2 separate regions of the Homo sapiens genome follow, and region 2 is linked to region 1. A link is a loop called in an ENCODE intact Hi-C map of the cell type or tissue named here. Cell type or tissue: breast epithelium. All regions are shown on one strand.

What was found. A loop is a pair of places that touch in the nucleus more often than their neighbours do. Peaks named below come from ENCODE experiments on the same cell type or tissue, not always from the same donor. Only the 100,000 strongest peaks of a DNase experiment are listed, where the experiment ranks them.
Region 2: a loop joins it to region 1, with 2.9 times the contacts of the local background. A loop is called at or near these places in 58 of 110 quality-filtered maps.

What each region holds. Positions count from the first base shown.
Region 1 is chr11:34,167,399-34,169,898 of GRCh38, forward strand. It overlaps ABTB2 (ankyrin repeat and BTB domain containing 2), which reads right to left. Exons shown (of 17, transcript NM_145804.3): 6 at 505-594. Among named protein-coding and RNA genes, the nearest start is that of NAT10, 63 kb to the left of the region's middle. In breast epithelium, no CTCF peak of the experiment used is centred here; a DNase peak (open chromatin) is centred at 1,420; H3K27ac peaks cover 669 bases.
Region 2 is chr11:34,479,284-34,481,783 of GRCh38, forward strand. ELF5 (E74 like ETS transcription factor 5) reads right to left here. Exons shown (of 7, transcript NM_001422.4): 6 at 1,489-1,684; 7 at 1-1,031. The coding sequence ends at 935. Among named protein-coding and RNA genes, the nearest start is that of ELF5, 33 kb to the right of the region's middle. In breast epithelium, no CTCF peak of the experiment used is centred here; a DNase peak (open chromatin) is centred at 1,266; H3K27ac peaks cover 240 bases.

The DNA.
Region 1 (2,500 bases):
CCGAGCGAAGGGAGTACCCTGCAGGGATGGTGAACCAGAGTTAACAAGTGCTTTCTACATTCGATTGATAATGTTTGCCTGGAGCACAAAGTGGACAAGGCTCAAAAAGAGAGGATAGGTATTTAATTAGCAATGTCTGCCCTGGGCAAAAGAGGGCAGATGGGGAGTGCTTTATGCTTCAGAGGGAGGCAGAGCTAGAAGTATTTGGGGATGGAAGGAATGGCTGGAGATTAGGCTGGTAAAAGGAGGAAGATATCATGAAAACAGAATCACAGCCCATCTCTCCACTCACTCCCGCCTCAGTCCACTCCTTTTCAGACAGAAAGCCCAAATCTTGAGGAGACTTCCCTGGCTAACAGTGGCCTCTGTGCATCTTGTCTTTCCGGTCTTTTGACACACATCTACTCAGTTGCCCAAAACATCACGCCCAGCGTGTTTGTTGGAGCCCTCGGAGTGATCCCTGCTGGCCTAGGGCCTGGGTGCAGCTCTGTGGGGCTTCCTCACCTGGATGTCCAAGTTTGCCCCAGCATCAATCAACATCTGGACCATCGCTTCGTCCCCAGCAGCGCAGGCGTACATCAGTGGCGTCATACCCTGAGCAAATCAAATGCACGTGCTAAACTGTTTGCAAACAGAACACAACACCATGTGCCCACAGGCCTCTGCCCCAGAAACCACAGATCGGGCACCCCGCCACCCCAGCCGAGCATCCTGTGGTCCCCCAGGCTCTGTGCTTCCTGGGCTGCTGGGCACAGGGCATGGGGAAGGTGAGTGGGGGCACTGCCATGAGCACTGCAGGACACTGGAGCAGGGCCCAGCACAGGCCGTGCAGCCAGGCTCGGTGCCAAGGTCTCCTCTGCCATGGGGAGCTGTAAACTTTATACATGTCATTTGCCCTCTCTGTGCCTCAGTTTTTTCATCTGTAAATGGGGAACCACAGCAGTATCTTATCTCCCTCAAAGGGTTGTTGTAGAGTGTGGATTAATATGTATAAAGTGCTTAGTTCAGAATGAGCTTACCTTGATTAAGAGCTATGTAATTAAAATACCAACAACACTCTCATGGCTACTATGCCATACAGCCTCATAGCCGCCATCCCAGGCCCTGTGCATGGAAATCACCCTGCTAGTGATGAGCATGCAGCATCTCCCTCCATCATCGTAATATTCCCATCCTCCCCATTTTACAGCTGAGGAGCAGAGAAGGGGAACTGACTGCCCAAAGTCACACAACTAGCGAGAGGTTGAACTCGGGGCAGGAACCAGGCCTCCATAAGCTGTGAAGCCCAAGCTTTGCGCCGTCCCACGAGACGGTAGAGGAGGCATTTGACTTCAACATCTTCTGCTACTGAGCAGTTCAGAGCATTCCTGCAAGCTGAGTCCTGCTGTCTCCCTGGGTTAGGTGGGCAGTTGGCGGGGCCGCCTCCCTGGCTGGGAATCCTCCTCTGTGGCCGGCAACAGCAAAGGCAGTGCAAACTGTTTATTCCACGGCTGGATCCCAGCAAGTGTTTGCCTGGTGTCCCGTGATGTTATTTATTAGGATATTTGTGTGTAGACAAGATCTCCTTACCTCATAAATCCTTGCCTAGTGGCCAGAGATAAAGCAATGGCCTGAGATTAATCATGGGGTGAGAGAGCTGTTTACCCACAGATCATTCTATAAATACTAAGGTTTAGGGAACAAACAGGATTGAGCACTTAGACAAAGGCCAACACCACAGAATAAAAATTTGGCTTTGTTTCATCTCCCTGCGGACAGACTTGACTTACTTTTTTCTCCACACATCTGTATACAATTTGGAGTTTAAACCAAATGACGGGCCCGGTGAGGAGACACTGCTTTTTCCCTTGTCCCTGTCCCCACGCACTCCAGACATATAAAGAGGCCAAATAAAACCAGGCCGGCTCGCAGATATCAGGCATCATCATCATATCAACAGCAATACGACTACAATAATCATCATATTGGCAATAAAAACCGGAATGAACATTTAGTGAGTGCTGACTATGTGCTGGATGCAGACTTCCCCCAACCCTATGTGTCAGGTGCTACCATCCCCCATCTTAGAGGGGAGGAAACTGAAGTGCCTCAGGGAGGCAGAGTAACTTGTTCAAGATGCTACAGCTCTTACATGGCCACTAAATCCTAGGTCTATCTGAAGCTAAAGTCCACGGGCTTCCACACTGTGCTGTTCAAGAAGGAAGACTCCACTGGGACAAAAGCTCCCACAAAGCCCGGGAACCTGTGTGGACGGAGAGGCCCCCACGAGATCCCACAGCAGCCTGTCACCTGCCACTGCCCTCTGGAAGTCCAGTGCTGGGCCTGTGGTCCTTCCCCAACCCCTGGCCTGGGTCCACGCCCTGACTGCCCCACCCCACACTCCTTATGTCCCTTTCCCTGGAATCCCTTCCTGACTCCTCTCTGCTCCGTCCCCATCCTGCCCTCCCCCAGGCTCGGCTCAACCGCTTCCAGCAGGAAGCTTCCCCTTGCAGCCCATCCC
Region 2 (2,500 bases), 310 kb after region 1:
GTTGACAGCTTGAATCACAGAAACAGCAGTGATTTTGTAATTGATGCCAGTGTCTGTTGACTAACTCTGCATATCAGATGCCAGCCATCAGTTAGAAGGGGGAATAAACTCAGCAACAATTAATAATGTGGTTAATGTTAAGTGTTTAAGTCCAGAAGGATGTCTGTGGAAGTTTTGCTGAGTGGTCAAAAAGATGCTCTGGTTAGGAAACTTTCTGTGAACCTATGTTAAATCCAATTAAGTCCCAGCTTGATGGCTTAGCTCTTTCATTAATTAAGATACTTTTCTGCCCAGGTGCCGTGGCTCACGCTTGTAATCACAGTACTTTGGGAGGCTGAGGTGGGAGGATCACTTGAGCATAGGAGTTCAAGACCAGCCCTGGGCAACATAGTGAGAACCCGTCTCAAAAAAAAAAAAAGGGATACTTTTCTATGGATTTTTGACTTTAATAATTTAAAATCTAAAGTATGTATGTCTTATATCTCACCCTCTCCTACCATAACCTGCAAACTAATCATGCTTTCCCCCACCTTTGGTGAGCTGCCACAGTTATTTGAAAACTTTTGAACCTTTGGGATGGGAGCATTGGATGTGTCTCTAATGGCAGAATTGAATAGTTTTTCTCTGATCAGCATCAATGGCATGGGCTGTTGTCATTCCACAACTCTAGGAAAATAAAGTTTGATCAAGACACCACAAAAGATCATCCCCTCATCCCCTTAGGGAGAAGAAAGGATTTCTTAAGAGTTTCTGCTCTCACCCTCCATAGACAACAACTCTGAATCCAAATGTAAGCTGAGATGTGGAGAAATTTTATCAGCATGTTTGCAGGTTAAAAAAAAAGAGAAGAAAATGAAGCCTTTCGAATGTCTATTGCAATCTGATTGTTTTAAAAGACAGAAATCCATAAAATGAGCTTGATGCCTGGAGCAGATCATAGCTTGTCTTCCTGCCACCCGTGTGCATTTTTTCCAAATTTGTACACTAACCTTCGGTCAACCCGCTCCAAAATTCCTGTTTTATAGTAGTATCTGAAAAAGCAAGCAGAAGAGAAATTCTGGGAGAGCTTGCACCCTAGGAAAACAACAGAACACAAACACTGTCTCCTCATTCCTCTCAGGTGACAAGGCTGGTCTTTGGTTACCCTGGTATTTTCATGCCCTGTTATCAACTTACACTTAAACCTTTCCCAGACATCTTGAAGACTGAACCTCACCATTCTCAGCTCAAAACGTGTTTTTCTTTGTGTGTGTGGGCGTGTGAGATGGCCTGGATTCAGAGTGATCCCTGGGGAATGCTGCCAAGAATGCTAAGGACAGCGTGTCAATTTACAAACCATAATCCTACCTGTAACTAAGAACCAAAGTTTTGTCTCATGACCTTTCCATTATCAAGTAAAAAACCTGCAAAAACAGTGTAATTTTCTACAGCCAGCCATTGTATATAACTCTTCTTGAAGGCTCATAGTATTTTATGCTATTAACTTACCTCAGGGCTCTGCTCAACTTTTCATATGTCATTCTGTCATTTTTCTTCCTTTGTCCCCACATCTTTGCCAGGGCTTCCGATTTAACCACCCGAAAAATTCCTTGTTCCCTATCTTCCCATTCCAGAATGCCACAGTTTTCTTCAGGAGATAGAAGCAGGTCTCGTACAAATTCCCATAGATGAGAACTTTGGAGGCCTTTTGAAAAGGGGAAAACATTAACTATTTACCATTGTTTTTTAAATTAATTAATTAATTAATTAATTTTTTTGAGACAGAGTCTTGCTCTGTCGCCCAGGCTGGAGAGCAATGGTGCGATCTCGGCTCACTGCAACCTCTGCCTCCTGGGTTCAAGCGATTCTTCTGCCTCAGCCTCCCAAGTAGCTGGGATTATAGGTGCCTACCATCATGCCTGGCTAATTTTTTGTATTTTTAGTAGAGATGGGGTTTCGCCATGTTGACCAGGCTGGCCTCGAACTCCTGACCTCAGGTGTTGTACCCGCCTCAGCTTCCCAAAGTGCTGGGATTACAGGTGTGAGCCACCGTGCCCAGCTTGTTTTTTTAATTTTAAGAGAAGAGATGTACAATTTCTCACTAGGTCATGAGAATTGCTGCTTTGTGGAATATTTCCCATTGTTATGACTGATTGCTCTACCTGGAAACTTACTGAGCTGTGACATGTCTGTGTCTCCCATCGAAGCAATTGTGAAACACACATTCAGAGACACCCAATTTACATGACTGGCAACACTGTGACTCACAGATGTTCTATGGAACTACAGTTTAACTTTTATGGAATGAGTGAAATGACAGTCAAATGATCTTTTCATTCTTCTTTCTGACAGGCAGCATGGTTGTACTGATTCCACAGCCACAACTGTCTGGGTGGACTGATCCTGCAAATTCGTTTTTCATGAAAGGCTGGTATTTCTCTTATTCTATGATATGGTGGTTAAGACCAGCTCTGGAGTCCCATTATCTGAGTCTGGGTCCTGAATTCACCTCTTCCTACCT